2 separate regions of the Homo sapiens genome follow, and region 1 is linked to region 2. A link is a loop called in an ENCODE intact Hi-C map of the cell type or tissue named here. Cell type or tissue: OCI-LY7. All regions are shown on one strand. Links, peaks and the distances in the headings refer to the core of each region. The heading gives the core; the rest is flanking DNA.

Region 1 (8,331 bases), core at 245-8,244, 64 kb after region 2:
GACCATTAGGCAACAAATCTCGGGTATCACCCCAGAAGAACAAGGCTGCTTCATTAGGTTCCTGGAAAATGACACTGAACCCCTGTCCTGGGGAAGACAGAGGATGCCCATCCAAGGTCATGGATTCATTCCTAGCTTCTCTTCTATTTACAATAAAAAAAAGAATAGCTGATATTACTGAGCACTAACTATGAGCCAAGCACTGTTGCTAAGCAAATTACATAATAACTCATTTAATCCTCCCTCAGCAACTCTGGCAGGTCTAGCTGGTTCCAGTGTTTATTTTCCATTGTTTTTCCAAGTGTGGCAGCATTCAAGAGAATTGTTTTCTTTCCTTTTAGGGTTGAATACTGTTTTTTTTGTCTATGAAAGAGGATACTCTGATTTCTCCCAAATGATAAGTTTAAATTTTGTTGCAATATCCAGTGATTTCTTTTCACTGGAAGGAAAGGAGGCATGCAGTTTTATTTCTGTCAGCCTGCTCAGGGCCACAGAGGTGTGGACACCTAGGAGCCAGGGTCATTTTCTGAGGACAATGAGAGTCATTGAAAGGCACAAGTAGGTGAGGGATGGATTGGGCTGCTGGTTTGAAAGTGCAACATGGAGCTTCCTAAGGCACAGGCAGCTTGGAGGCAGAGAGGCCAGTGAGAGGCAGGAGCAGCAGCCCAGGCTGTCACCAAGGAGGGGACAATGTGGTAAAAATGGAGAAATGCACATGGGTCTGAAAGGTTTAGATAAATGTGGATTTCAGCACCTCCTCTCCCACACCCCACTTATCAGCTGTGAACCTGGGGCAAGGCACTCTTTTCTGTGTCTTTATGACTTAGCTGAGGTGACCACTAAGTAGGAAAAGTGCCTGGCTGGTGATACATAATAAGTAGCTGCAAGTGGTAGCTTTCTTCCCTACCCACTTGAAGCAGAAATTGGTGACCAGTTTTTCTCTCTGAGTCATCCAGCTGGCACCAGAGAAATTCTGATGCTGCTTGTTCAGACAGGGCCACAACGATGTCTGGGTGACATGGCAAATCTGATCCTTGGACCAGTTTGGAAAAGATGGGGAAGGAGACAGAGCCAGAAAAACTGGGCCAGATGCCTGGATTCCAATCATACCCAGGCCTAGGCCCCTCTGGTTCTGGCTGTGCTGTGCCTGTCTGGGTCCTGAGCCAAGTGATACTTGGTTCTTACCCACAGGAAGGTCACCATAGACCAAGGAAAACTCACAAATACAAATACACCATCTTCTCATGCTGAGGCTTTATTAAGCCCCAGTGGCTACTCTGGGAGAGAGGTGCCATTGTCTCCATTTTAAAGATAAGGAAACCACAGCTTACAGAGAGATATGGCCAGAGTTGTCCAGCCTCGGAGTGACTGAGGCAGAACCAAAGTCATAACTTGTCCAGCTGCAAGGCTTGAGTTTTCAGCCTAGCCCAGAAGACATCATCCTGCCCAGGCCTGGCTGCAACCTCACCCACCTGTGACTCATTTCTGGGACCACTGGCAGAAAGAGGAGGCTCTATTTTGAGCAATGGGGAGCCCAGGCCAAGCACAGCCATCTGCCCCTGCAGAAATGAGTGGGGCTGAAAGCTTCATGGTTTCCAGGTTTTCATATCTACCCTGAGCCAACAAAGGCTTGTGGCTGTTGGCACACAGGCAAATTGTCCAACCTCCAGATGGAGCAGAGCAACGGTGAAGGAAGCCTGCTGGTTCTTGTCTCACCTCAGCCACTTCTGAGCTCTGTAGCCTTGCACCAGCCTTTGCCCCATCACTGAGCCTGTTTTCTGCCTTACAATGGGGACACTGATACAAACCACACACACAATGAGGATGAAAACAGATAACAGGTAAAATGACCTCACCTGCCAGGGAGTCCATGCTCAGAGGACTCTCATGCTCTTGGATGGAATATTTCCTCAGAGAAATAGAGCTTGGGGGTCAGGGACATGGGACCTGCCACTGACCTGCTCTGTGACTCTGAGACAGTGGCTTCCACTCTCTGAGCTCAGATCCCCACTGGGCAGGCTGCTCTGATCTTCTATGTCCCTGTGTTGGGAAGGGAGTTCGTCCTCCCCAGCTTGTCAGGGAACCCTTGGCCATGGCTGAGGGCAATCTGGCCCCAGTGCCCTGGCTTATTGGAACAGCAGGAAAAGGCAAACACAAAACCCAGACCGCAGCTGATCACGGAACCTGCTCTCCTTGACCCACAAGGATTTGTTGTGATCCAGCCAGCCTGTGACTCTGTCCACATGCTGCTCCTCTGCAGGGATGCTGCTGTTCACTCCTACTCTACTGAGACACGCAGATGTCCTGGCATGGGAGAATTCCCTCTCTCTCTCTCTCACACACACACACACACACACACACACACACACCCCTAACCTGCTTCCTCCAGGCTCCTAAATCACCTGTCCACAAAACCTGTCTTCAGCGGCCCCTTAGCCTGTGAGCTGCCCTCATTCCCCCTCACAGCCCTGAGTGAGGGTGTGCAGCCTCCTTGGGCAAGAGGATGCGGGCTCTGGGAGGCTGCGTCGCACATCTCCAGTCCCCACTGCAGGGCCTCTCACCGGCTGGGGCAGTGACCCCTGGTCGGAAGCACCTCAGTGCTGCTCATGATTGCAGAGGTGGCCTCACCAGATAGAGGGTCCTGGAGGGCGTGGGGGCTTGGTCTCTGACTGCCAGCAAAAGAAGCCGACATAGAGGCAGCAGGCGACAAACACTGAGGCAACTGACTTGCCCGAATTTAACCCTCAGGTTTTTTAAATAAAATGCAAGTGCAGGGGCTTGGGCTCGGGACTCCTGGAGCCCCGTGGGGCTGAGCGTGGATGGTGCTCGGTGTCCAGCTACACTCCCAAACCGCATCCCGAGCGTTTGCGGGGCGGAGGGGCCCCAGGGCGACGGTTCCAGAACAGACCCAGGCGGCTCCGGTCAGCAGCAGCCCCGCTGCTTTCCAACAGCGCGGGGACCCCCATCCCCGCCAGCCCCATCTCACTGTCCCTCTCAGGTCAGAGGAGACCGTAGAGGACCGCGTGGCACCAGGAGCTGCCAGGAACCAGGGCGACCTAGAAGAAACCGGGAACCTGGCGTCCCGCGGGGACGCAGCCCCAGGAAAGGTGAGGCCACCCGAGCCCGAGTGGGAAGGGGCTCCGCGCTCCTGGTCACCCGCAGGAGCCGCACGGCCCTGCCAGATGACCCCGGGCCGGACCCTCAGCACCAGCTGTTGGGGCGGAGGGGACGCGGTGGGTACGGCTCAGGCACCGGCGGGCGAGAGCCTGGACACTGCCGGGAGCCCGACCTCCCGGCCCTTTGCGGGCGGGGAGCGGGGCCAAGGAACAGCGCCAGCCCCTCTCCACAAGCCGGTGACCCCATGACTGCAGGGGCTGCCGCCGCCAGCAAGTGAGCTCAGCTCAGCCCGGGCGTCCCCTCCGCAACGAGGCCCGGATCCCTGCTTGGCTCCCGGAGCCCGGACTGTGCCTTCCGCAAAACGGCTGCGCTCTAGGTAGGAGAAACGTTCTTCGCTTCCTGCTTTGTGGACACTCGGTTCCTTGTAGGCGGTTCTGCTTGGCCCCTTGCCCTTATTAACCTTGACCACGGCGGCTGGGTGGACAGGGGCTGGACACCCTGGGCTCCACCAGAGTTTTCTCTTGCAGGGTGACTTGGACTCTGGCACTCAGGGCCTCCGTTTCCCTGGCAGATAGATGAACATGGCTTGAGCAACTTTGTGTTCAGACGGTTTCTTCTTTCCAGAAAGTGGCCTCCACAGTGCACTTCCCGGCAGCATGGAGTCGGCAGTGGCAGCGTTTCTATCCGGCTCTGCGGGGCTGGGTGTGAACGGGACTCTCCCATCCCGCTGTCCTCCAGGAGCCGGACCTCTCACCCCGAAGACTTTGCCGAAGACGCGGCCCCCTGGTCAGGGGCAGAAAACAGATCCAGGCCGCCCCGCTCCTGCTGGGTGGTGGAGAAGGTGGAGGGCGGGCAGGTGCTAAGTGCTACTGTGAAAATAAAAATCATCATAATAAAGAACGAATGGGTTTCGTATCTCTTAATTCTCACCATCAATAGGGTATTCGTGGGCCCATTTGACAGAGGAGGAAGCCACCTGGAGAAGCTCCCTTCCTTGAGAGCCAGGCCCTTCCCTGTCCAGCCCCGTGTCACCTGCTTCCCTTACAGCTCGCTCTCTCTCCCTCTCATCTTCATAACCCGCTTCCCCCTGGGAGCAGGAATTTGAGCTCAGAGGTGTTGAGCAGCCTGTGCGAGGCCACGGAGCTCACAGGAGGAAGGACCCCCATAGAGACAGGGACATCTGACGAGGGAGCGCCCTCCTCTGGCTGGAGGGTGGGGCAGCAGCAGCAGCAGCCAGGCTTCAGGGAATGGGGTGAAATGAGGGCCCCGGGGGCTCCCCAGGTGGAAGAAGCACAGGTCTGGTAGAGGTTCCCAGGTGACAGGAGTTTGAGTGAGTGTCAGGGAGGTGTGTGAGGAAGGTGGAGACAGGTCCCACTTGGGCAGGTCCTGCCTGAGTGCCAGCATTGGGGCTGGGACTTCTCAGGGATGGGGGAGTTTTCTGCCTGCCCTGGGGCTGGGGTTATGCCCTCCAGCGCAGGTAGGGCTTCCTGCTTCCCCCATCAGGATGCAAGTTCTGGATTCGCACAAGGGTGAGGAACCAGTGACCCACCCGACCACCCCTCTGAAATGGGTCAAGGGGAACCCTGGGGCAGGACACCCTGCTCAGAGTCAGAGCCCTGAACTATTAAGAAAAAAAAAAAAAAAGACAGGGCACGGTGGCTCATGCTTGTAATCCCAGCACTCTGGGAGGTCGAGGCGGGCAGATCATGAGGTCAGGAGTTCAAGACCAGCCTGGCCAACACAGTGAAACCTTGTCTCTACTAAAAATACAAAAAGATTAGCTGCATGTAGTGGCGGGCGCCTGTAATCTCAGCTACTTGGGAGGCTGAGGCAGGAGAATCGCTTGAACCCGGGAGGCAGAGGTTGCAGTGAGCTGAGATCCCACCACTGCACTCCAGCCTGTGCAACAGAGCTAGACTCCATCTCAAAAACAAACAAACAACAACAAAAACACTGCACAATGGAGCAGTTGTCCTTCATCCAGAGGACACTGGCCCTCTCCACTCACTCCAAACTACCAGAAGACAGGTTAGCATGTGCCCTGCCTGCCATGCAGGGCCACATGGAAGGAGGGAGACCCACGTGGAAGGAGATGATCATGAGGCCAGATGAGAACATGCAAAGGGCAATTGCAGGGGCTGGTCTGAGGTGTGGAAGGAGTTAAGTTGGTAAGGCAGGCTGTGCATTTTAGAGAAAACTGCCTGTGTCAAAGACTTGCACGTGCACACATTCACAGCATGGCCTCCACTTCATCCATCAGAAAATAATGATAGACCTAGCTTTGCACACACACAGGGATTTGATCCACATGAGACCTCAGTCCAAACCAAGTACCGACCATGGAAAAGTAGTCTCCATAGGGTCCCCAGTGTCCTTGGGACATAACACCTTTGTGAGGAATAAGTGAAGGGACATCTGTAAAGTTCTTGGTGTCGTGCCCAGCCTGGTAAATGCCCAGCACAGATCTGCTGCCACTATCATAATGTGTGCAGGCCAAGGGAGAAATGGACAGAAGACTTCCACATGGGGACCATGCTCATCTCTGGGAGGCAACATTGGTGATGATGTATGTTTTCCATTTTCATTCTCTTCTGTGGTTTCCTTCTTGTACCACAAGAAGGTGATATGAGCATCAATTACTGTTTTGATGGAAAGTAAAAAGCATCGTAGGTCACCTCATGCAGGTGTGCCCAGGTGTGAGTTCCTTTCGCGTTGAGAACTCCACTGTACCTGGCTTTGGTTAAGATCCTTCACCACCTTGGTCTCAGTCTCCTCAATTGTACTATGGAGATTGGGGATTACCTCTGACAGGTGATGTGTGAGGGTTAAGTGAGATGACAGTGGTTGAGTTTGTGAGTGCACATTGACTCTGCAGGCTCAGTGCCACTGCATCAGATTATAATGGCAGATTTCTTAGCCCTGCACCAGGTGCCCAGTAAACATGTAGCGATGGTCAGTTTATATTAGTAGAGTTAAATTTTCTCCACCAAGTGCAAATTTAGTTTCCTCTTCTGTGCCTTTTGTGACAGTGAGCTCACTTATCTTACTTTCCAGATGCAGCAGAAATGCCTACATTCTGTCCAGCTCCATTCTGCATCCTGACATGTCTACCCCACCCCACTTTAAGGAGAAAACCAGCTCAGTAAGGTGAAGTAACCTTCCCGGGGTCACACAGCAAGCAACAGTTCAAATGTTCTGGGCTCATTCAACTGAGTAAAGGAGGCCTCTTCAGAGCCTACTGTGTGCTGAGCTGGGCCTGTGAACCTTATTTCTTCTTCAAAACTGCTCTGCAACAGGTGGCTGTGTCCTCACTGAATAAGTGAGGAAGCTGCCTTGCAGAGGTGGAAATCCAGAGTACCTAGTCAGCATCAGTGTGGTTTCCCCCACCTAAGCCTGCATAATTATCACAGTAGCTACCTTTCTGGTATCAGTCTCCCTGCTTCTGCCCAAGGCCCCTGCAGTCTTTTCTGAGCTCAGTGGTAAGCCAGAGTGATTTGTTTAAACCAAGATCTTAGCCCTGTGAGAATTTGAGTAATGAAAACCATGCTGGTCTAGGAAGAAAAGAGCATCAAGATCTGATCTGGGCCTTCCCTTTCCTTCTAACTTTCTCATCTCCTCCACTCCCTCCCAGTTGATGTCTGCCTTGGCCAATGGCACTGTGGCCCCAGCACCGCCTTACCCATCTTTAGAAGCTTTTCCGTGGGCGGGCTTCTCATATCCAGTGAATCTTTTGTGACCCTGTCCCTCCTGCATCACCAAACCCCAGATCCCCTATTATGCCTCCTCACTTCCTCTCCTTCTCTCCTGTAATTGCTTCTCCCTCTAGTCTCAGTATTAACCCAGGGCGACCTAGAGGTCTGGAGGTGTAGGTGCGAAGTGACCCTGGGATGAACACACACAGATTCATGAGACTCTGCAATTCCTAAAGGGTAGATAGTGGGACCTCATATCACCAACGTGAGGACTTTCCCACAGGACAGGTGACTTAATGAGTAGCAAATGTGACCAAGAGGTACAATTTTACCAGGCAGACAGTGAAGGGGCAGAAGAGAGGAGGGCTGGAATAACCTTTTCTGTTTTCTGTCTGATCCATTTATCTCTGTCCTAACAGAAGGCCTGCAGGAGAGGCAGTGACTTGTTTAAGGTCACAGCACCTTGGAGGAGGCAAAGCCAGGACCACAGAGAGGGCTTGGGGAGGCCTTGGGGCACTGTTGACGATTCCTAAGGCTGGCTTATCCCTGCCTTCTCCTGGGATCGTGGGACTATCCCGTGGATCCCCCAGAGAAGAGGAGCAAGAGTCCAACGCCGACACGTGTCCACAAAGGTCCCCTGGTCCACCAAGAGGGAGAAACTTGTCACCAGGCAACGGTGGCATACACTGACACGCGAGCCAAGGCTCACCGCTCGCGACAGGTGTCCCGCGACTGGCGCATGCGAATCCGCGAGGCAGGTGCTGGGGCCAGGCTGTCAGGGCTGTCAGGGCTGTCAGCCTGCCTGAGCAGAGGAAAATGGGAAGGCAGAGCCGGCCTAGTCTAGGGAAAATGCTGCCTGCGACAATCACTGTGGAAGCCTAAAAGTAACTACCATAGGGCATCCTCGGGCCGTCTCATTAGTCGGGTCCCGCTGGAGGAAAAGGCGATTCGAGAATGTGAGGTGGGCGCTGGGAACTTCTCTTTGGACTCCATTCCCGAAAGAGTCTGTGTGCAAGAATCCGGTCCCAGGGAGAAGGGAATACAGTCTGGTGAGTTGTTGAGGGATCTCCGGGTGATGGAATCATACCTGAGACCCCAGAGGAGGGTGTCAGTGGAAGACTGTGAGGCCTTTGAGCTCACTGCCTCCGTTCATCCAGGGCCCCCCAGGGAGTCCTGCTTCTCAGCGCGGCTGTCTGGGTAAGGCAGGAACGACAATAAAGGCAAGTCCAAGACGGAGAAGAGGTCTCACACCTGGAACTGGCATCCAACAAGGACACATAAGGTTGAGAGAGAGTTTCAGAAACCGTCTGGGGTGATTGCAAGACTGAAACGGGTGCCCAGGAGTGCTGTTGAGGGGCACTGTGGATCCCCCATGAAAGCAAAGGGAAATAAAGGCTCAAATGGGAGAATGAGAGGGTTTGTGCTGGAGTCAAACCCATGTTCATGGATTCTTGCCAGAAACCCAAGAGACTCCTGTAAAGTGCAAAAAATCCGGCCCCCCAAAATGAGACGACTACCCACA
Region 2 (8,331 bases), core at 134-8,133:
AAAAGGCAGTCTGGTTGAAAGAGCCCACTGGCGGCCGGGCGCGGTGGCTCACGCCTGTAATCCCAGCACTTTGGGAGGCCGAGACGGGCGGATCACGAGGTCAGGAGATCGAGACCATCCTGGCTAACACGGTGAAACCCCGTCTCTACTAAAAATACAAAAATTAGCCGGGCATGGTGGCGCGCGCCTGTAGTCCCAGCTACACGGGAGGCTGAGGCAGGAGAATGGCGTGAACCCGGGAGGCGGAGCTTGCAGTGAGTCGAGATCGCGCCACTGCACTCCAGCCTGGGCGACAGAGCGAAACTCCGCCTCAAAAAAAAAAAAAAAAAAAAAAGAAAAGAAAGAGCCCACTGGCATTGAAACGGGAAAGGTTCCCTTGTTCCCCTCACAAAGTGTGTGATGCGGGTGTGGTTCACTTCTTTGGTGCTCCACTGCACTAGGGAAGCATACAGATAGGCAGACCGACCCCACGGCAGTGTCTAGGGGTAAATGTTTACAGTTCCTGAAGCCCCAGTGGGCATGTGTTACAGGGCGCTCTCTTAGTTTGCCGTCTATAGGCAGCTCGTATTAACCAGCTCAATTAGACCCCCTTCCTTATCACCAGGACAGGGGGATTTCTGTATCCTGTGGTTTCTTGCCTTGGTGTACCAGAATAATCGGATCACACGTGGGCTTGGAGAATGAGTGTAAAGTTTTATTGAGTGGCATAGCTCTCAGCCAATGGGGGAGGCAGAAGGGAGATGTTCTTTCCCTGGAGTTGGGCCGCTTGGTGGCCCTGGCTCTCCTCCGACTGCCCGGACCAAACTCAGCCTAGTCCTACCAGTTGATAGCCTGCTGGTGTGCTGGTGCCTGCGGGTGTGCTCTTCTGCCAGCGTGCTCCTCTCGACGTCCTCTTGAGGACCAGCCACTTGCATCTTCCTCTACCGATGTGCTCCTCTCCACATCTGGTCACTTGTGTCTCTGCCTTGCTAGAGTCCCGGGTTTTTATAGGCCCAGGATGGGGGCATGGTGGGCCAGGGTGGTCCTGGAAAATACATTTGGGCACAAGGGCAGAAGTGCCTGTCCTCACTTAGGTCCGTGGGGGTGGAGCCCTGGCCAGTGACAGCGCCCTCCTCTACCCAGCAGTTCCCTTCCCCACTTCCATATTATTTAAACGGACCATGCTCTTCCCTTCCCAAGCACTTTTTTTTTTTTTTTTTTTTTGAGACGGAGTCTCGCTCTGTCGCCCAGGCCGGACTGCGGACTGCAGTGGCGCAATCTCGGCTCACTGCAAGCTCCGCTTCCCGGGTTCACGCCATTCTCCTGCCTCAGCCTCCCGAGTAGCTGGGACTACAGGCGCCCGCCACCGCGCCCGGCTAATTTTTTGTATTTTTAGTAGAGACGGGGTTTCACCTTGTTAGCCAGGATGGTCTCGATCTCCTGACCTCATGATCCACCCGCCTCGGCCTCCCAAAGTGCTGGGATTACAGGCGTGAGCCACCCAAGCACTCTTGTATCAGCCTTATGAGGCAACATTTAGTAAGCTGTAGTGAATGGTCAGCCTCTGGGATACCAATAGTCTACCAAAAAGGCTGAACTCATTCTAATTAAATCAGCATGTCTGCACCATTCTGATGACCCTGTTTTACATTATCCTAGGTACCCTCCTAGAATTAAAATTATCATGAAAAAGCATACCTAATTTTTCATTTTCACAATTGAAAAATTTTGAAAACAATAAATTTAATAATGAACTTCTGCTAATTTTAGAGGATTCTACTATACTGTAATCCAACATATATATTTCTTTTTTTTTTTTTTGGAGACAGAGTCTCACTCCATCACCCAGACTGAAGTGCAGTGGTGTGATCTCAGCTCACTGCAACCTCAACTTCCCAGATTCAAGCCCTTCTCCTCCCTCAGCCTCCAGAGTAGCTGGGACTACAGGCATGCACCACCACACCTGGTTAATTTTTGTATTTTTAGTAGAGATGAGGTTTCATCATGTTTGCCAGGCTTGTCTCGAACTCCTGACCTCAAGTAATCCACCCACCTCAGCCTCCCAAAGTGCTGGGATTACAGATATGAGCCACTGCATCTGTCCATAATATGAGTATTTCTTGAAAGCATGAACAGTTATGTGGATATTTGCTCTTAGATTAACATAATAAAAGTAACAAAACATTTAAAATCAGATAAAATTAGTCAAAACCACATCTTTTCAATGGCTTAGCATAATTGCCATGATTTTTGAAATGGACAGATTACTAACAAGAAGCAAAGACCAGATTTAGGATTTGCTCCGTTATTAAGTCCTTGATATTTCAGGGCAGTACAAGAATTTCGATAGGTAGGAAAATGCATACAATATACACACATGGCTTTTCTCTGATTTGCTTTAACATTAAAAAATTGAAGATTACAAATCTAATCTCTTAATTTACAGTAAATTTAAAAAGGATTTATTTTTCCACCAAGAAAATAATTATATAAAATTAATGGGTAACAGATGCCTTTAGCTGCCAGAAAATAGCATGACTAGATTCAGTAAGTATGTAGCCACGCAAATAACAGTCCATTACATTAAGACCCTAATAGGTGCATGTGGAAAACATTTCTGTGCTATGTTGTGCACCTTCACTCTGCACTTTCTTCTGCCTGTTTACAGAGATACCAATTTCCCCTGAGTAACTCAGGGTGAATACCGGGAATTGAGAATGCTGTGTTCAGAGGGATTACTACAAACATCATTAACACATTTTTCCATATTATAAAGACATTTCATAAATCTTATTCTGCCTCACAAAGGCTTTTAGTAAAAAAAAGTTTCTTTACAGTGTTCAAATTGAATTCATGAAAAATTTCAATATTCTAGGTAAGTCAGAGACACTTAAGTGTCAACAAAATTTCATAATACATACTTGAATGAGATAAAGTCTTCTTAACTAAGAATTTTATTTTATTTTATCACTACATTTAGAGAAGAATAAAAAACTGGTACTTTGAGCCAAATAACAGTGTTTGGCACGTGAGTACCACCCAAACAAGTGCTTTTCATCATCATCATTAAAATGGCAATCCATGTGCTTTCCTGGCACCAGGTGGCCTGTTTTCCACTGATATAAAGTGGAGAAGGCTTTATATTAAAATAATGAAGGAGGGTGATATAAATTGAATACCTGTATGAAATACAACTTATAATAAAAAGCAGAAAGAAATCTTACCACTAATGCTTCTCCTATAAAATATCACCAGAAATTAACTGGTTATTATCCTCAGTTTTCCTTCCATGAAAAATGGCAGGGACACATTGTAAGGAACATCAAAAGAGAACAGATGAAGTAGCCAAAGGAAACAGGTTATCTGATCAGACAGCTAAGTCAAAGGTGAGGAAGCCTCAAAGAATTAACACACTTCAAGCCCTTCGAATATAGGAAGGCTCCATAAGAGAAAATAAACCTCAGTATTTCTCTGTGGAAATAGAATGGGCTGCTTCTTGAGGGTATATTTTCATCTCTCAGGATGGCTACAGTCAGAGGACAGAGGATGGCAAACTCCATTTGCCAGCCTCAAGCCAATGGAAAGTCCTTAAAATCCTTCAACAAGTTTTTCACTTAGGAAAGGATAAATCTTATCATTGTGTTCAGAGATTCTTTTCAGGCAGAAAACCTCTAAGTTGGTTAAGCATGTAACCTCTCTAGCTCACTTCCAACAGGAATTGACACAACTGGCAGAAGCCCAACCCCAGGAAATAGGAACACCTTTGTTTAACTCGAGATTTGGCATTAGTGAAAACTCTCTCCTTTCCTAAACTCAAACTGGGAAGAGCCCTACACTGATTTTCTTTCAAGCCCCTTGGCAGTAAAAGTTACAGGTATCAAATTCTGAATGCATCACACTCAAGTCAAAGCCTGAAGAGCTGAGGGAGCAACCTCTGACAGCCCAGAGGAATGTCCTGAATATCAGTGTGGAGAAATAGAAGATCTTAACCTGAAAATCGTAAAAGATAAGTAACTGAGTGAGAGCTACTCATCTTACTCAATCCCATCTACCTCACCAGATACTTTAAAAAAATTCTACATTTCCTCTCAAAATTCACCGCCAAATATTAGACCTTCTTTTTAATGCATATTTGCCAGAAATTTCAATTATACATAGAATTGCATTTGTAACTTCATAAATTCCCAAAGGAGAATGTTATAGCTTGGCAAGTAAAGTTTTAAACAGAAACTATTTACTACACCACTTTTGCAGGAATTGTTATATTCACGCTATTATTTGCAATAGAACTGTACACTGTGGCACCCACAATGTGGAATTCTGGTTGTAAAATTCTAATTGCTGAAACAATTTGCCTAATTATTATCTTTGTAAAAGGATTAGCAGTTGCAGAAAAGATTTAGTCAAGTTTGTTTTGCTTATAGCAGGAGTAAGAGTTATGGATAGGAAGTAAGCATGGAAGTTTTACTATCGTTAAGTTTGATAGGACTTTGTATTAAAGATTAGTACTATGGTGCACTCTAAGCTATGGAAAGAAGGTTATAAAAAGATTTTATATAAGAAAATATCTTGTATGGTAAATTCTTGTCCTGAAAGGAAATGACTGGCTGTTTAAAGGAAGGATGTTTAGGACAAGTCAGAAATTTTAAGAATCTTGTAAGAGGGCCTGTCATGAAAGAATTTAATAATTAAAGGAAAGAAATTGCTAAGATCAACACTAAAGTTATTTTAGCCACCCAATAACGTATTCTCCCAATGATATTGTAAGTTATAAAAGATGGCCTAAACCTAATAGTATTCCCTAATGGCAAGTCATGGGGGAAATGTATGTTTTCTCAAAACAAATGTTACTTTCATATTAACATTTCTGGCAATGTACAGCAACATCTAGTGGAGGCAAACTGGTATTACAATCCATTGGTGTAGCTAACAGCTAACAAACTCTGCTGTCACAGTTATGGTCTATAGGATCTCTACTAACAATGGTAAGCTAAATACTCATATTCTAACCCTATATTTCAAGCCTTCTTGAAAAATTTCTCTCTTTTCACCTAGAAACAATTAAACCTTAAATGGTGCTATGAACAGAGCCACACATGGACACACCATTCTTTTGAGAACCCTTAGATCAACCTCAGAAGGAGCCCCAACTGCTGTCCCCCTGCCACAGCACTCCTTTTCTTTCTTTTCATTTTTTCTCTCTTTTTTTGTTTTTTGAGATGGAGTCTTGCTCTGTCACACAGGCTGGAGTGCAATGGCATGATCTCAGCTCACTGCAACTTCTGCCTCCCAGGTTCAAGCAATTCTTCTGCCTGAGCTTCCTGCGTAGCTGGGAATACAGGCAGATGCCATCACGCCTAGCTAATTTTTGTATTTTTAGTAGAGATTGGGTTTCACCATGTTGGCTGGTCTTGAACTCCTGACCTCATTATCCACCCACCTTGGCCTCCTAAAGTGCTGAAATTACAGTCGTGAGCCACCGCGCCCGGCCCACAGCACTCCTTTCCAACAGGAAGTACCCAGAAAGAGTTACGTTTGCCAAGCCCAGCTCGGTCGTGGAGACCCTAACCCAGCAGCACTAGAGGAATTAAAGACACACACACAGAAATATAGCATGTGGAGTGGGAAATCAGGGGACTCACAGCCTTCAGAGCTGAGAGCCATGAGCAGAGATTTACCCACATATTTATTGACAGCAAGCCAGTGATAAGTATTGTTTCTATAGATTATAGATTAACTAAAAGCACTCCTTACAGGAAACAAAAGGATGGGCCGAAACAAAGGGATGGGCTCTGGCTAGTTATCTGCAGCAGGAACATGTCCTTAAGGCATAGGTTGTTTGTGGTTTAGGAATACCTATAAGTGGTTTTCCGCCCTGGATAGGCCAGGTGTTCCTCGCTCTCATTCCGGTAAACCACAGCCTTCCAGCATGGGCGTTATGGCCACCATGAACATGTCACAGCGCTGCAGAGATTTTGTTTATGGCCAGTTTTGGGGCCAGTTTATGTCCAGATTTGGGGGCCTATTCCCCAGCATATCCCCCTTCTTGTTTTTGCAGGGCAATAAAAGCAAAGGCAGCTTTATCACGGTGAGCTACTTCTCGCAGGAGTCAGGATCTGCATCTGCAGACTACACAAAGACAAACAACACAGATTAATAACACAATCATCATTGAAATCACAGAGCTTCCAAGTGTTTTCATCCATTTTAATGGGTTACTGGCTGCTAATCCGTCTGCAGCTCCTTCAAGCACTCCAGTTCCTGGTATTAAGGTCAGATGTGCCTGGGATGCTTTAAATATTTGTTCTTTTAACTTTGCAATATCCAAAAACCAGTTTGTATAGTGTCCTTCTAGATGGTTTTTTATTCGTTCCCAAATTTTGATCTTATTAAGAGCCATTAATAGTTTCCACAAATCCTTTTGTTAATCTCCTACGGCGGGTCATATCATTTGAGGTTGAGGTGCCACTATACCGCCATGTTTCCAGATAATAAGAACTCTTGCCATACTTCTTACCATTTCTACCATCTGACTGTTTTCTTCTGACCAGCTGAACATAGTGTGGCCATGGCACACATACTCAGAGGTACAATTCAAGCTAAACATCCCCTTAGGAGACCGATCAATAATGATTCCATAGGAATCATTGCGCAGCACCTCTGCCTGTTCTGCAATGCAATCTTCCCAAACAAGTACATTCATTTTTTCTGGCCAGGTTCAATTCTGTTTACAAATAGGTTTTTGAGGGTGGTATGCCTTAATTATAGGAGCAGATTCATTATGGCAAATACTGAGATCAGAAAGCATGTGTAACTGGGTCATAGAGTGATTACATCCAGGCATTATTGCCAGCCAAGATTGATAGATATGCCCAATAAGTATAATTGTTCTCTGTGTCAGCGCTTGCTGAAGGAATACTCACAGCAATGGTGATCACCGCTCTCATAGCTATCATTAAATTACTCATTGTGACTGGTTGTCCCGCTTTCCTCAGGTTTTCTTCCACCATCTGTGACAGCTTCTTGATCTTTCCCCAAGTAGGTGGCTGTGTTCGACGGGTGTTGCTCGTGACAGTTGGGGTCCTCCTCAGCATCAGTCTTGACATGGCTGCAACTGGGGGGTCCTCAGGATTCTCCCAGAATCTCTTCCACAGCATCTGGCTCATGATAAGGTTTTAGGTGTCTTGATGGTATCTAAATCAGCTGCTGGTTCTGGCCTGGAGAAACACAAGCATAATCTCTACCCCAAGTTATTATTTTACCTATTTCCCAACTTTTTGTTATCAGATCTCTCCACCAAACCAGTTGTTCTGCTTCTGTCTTTGCAGCTGGTTTCTGTAGATGCTGTTCAGCTGCTGATAGCATCTGGCCCTTAGGCAGGCTCAAAAAATTTAAAGTCAATAATGCTAGATTCAATTGTATATGCAGTGTCCCATAGTCCCTGTTTCCCCCCGCCCCCTTTGTTTTTGCTACTGCTGTTTCAGGGACAGATTCATTCTTTCTACTATGGCTTGTCCTTGAGAATTATATGGGATACCAGCAATGTGTTTAATATTCCACATAGAGAAAAATGTAGCTAGAGCTTGGCTAGTACAGCCTGGGGCATTATCTGTTTTAATAGAGGCTGGAATGCCCATCACCTCAAAACATTGCAAAAGGTGACATTCAACACAGGCAGAAGACTCTCCTGATTGGCATGTAGCCCAAAGTGGGAAAAGGTGTCCACACATACATGTACATAAGCTAGACTCCCAAACGAGGGAACATGTGTGACATCCATTTGCTAAAGAGAATTAGGTTCCAATCCTTGAGAATTAACTCCTCCTGTAAAAGATGAGGAATGCACCATTTGGCAAATTGGGCATCACTCGGTAATAGCTTTAGCTTCTTTCCAGGTAATGCTGTATCTGCGTTTGAGACCAGAGGCATTAACATGGGTTAAATTGTGAAAGTGTCTAGCATTAGATATTGCAGTAGCAACTAGGCGATCAGCCATTTGATTCCCTCCAGTTAAAGGTCCTGGAAGAGGTGAATGAGCCCTAATGTGAGTGATATAAAAAGGGTGCATTCTACTCCTAACTGCTATTTGCAATTGGGTAAATAAAGTCATCAGTTGTTCATCTGTATGAAATCGTAACTGAGCATTTTCAATTAATTGTGTGGAATGAACCACGTATGAAGAATCAGAAATCACATTAATAGGCATAGTAAAAGCAGCCAATACCTCAATTACAGCTATAAGCTCTGCTTTTTGAGCTGAAGCATAGGGGATCTGAAAAATTTTACCTTTCCAGCCAGAGTAAGAAGTTTTACCATTACTAGACCCTACAAGGAGCCCAGGGACCCCAAAGC

Evidence for each region. Peaks named below come from ENCODE experiments on the same cell type or tissue, not always from the same donor. Only the 100,000 strongest peaks of a DNase experiment are listed, where the experiment ranks them.
Region 1: it touches region 2 in a loop (6-fold over the local background); 2 of 110 quality-filtered maps call a loop at or near these places.

What each region holds. Positions count from the first base shown.
Region 1 is chr7:64,884,228-64,892,558 of GRCh38, reverse strand. It overlaps LOC441239, which reads left to right and starts at 2,459. Exons shown (of 3, transcript XM_011516745.3): 1 at 2,459-3,107; 2 at 3,372-3,493; 3 at 3,742-4,222. The coding sequence starts at 2,820. The coding sequence ends at 4,222. It also overlaps a transcript of ZNF273 not described here. RefSeq lists enhancers at 2,060-2,776, 3,495-4,212, 4,213-4,931. In OCI-LY7, for the core only: a CTCF peak has its summit at 4,300 (motif pointing left); a DNase peak (open chromatin) is centred at 4,288.
Region 2 is chr7:64,947,981-64,956,311 of GRCh38, reverse strand. No RefSeq gene overlaps it. Among named protein-coding and RNA genes, the nearest start is that of ZNF117, 39 kb to the left of the region's middle. In OCI-LY7, for the core only: CTCF peaks have their summits at 4,655 and 4,854 (motif pointing left); a DNase peak (open chromatin) is centred at 4,871.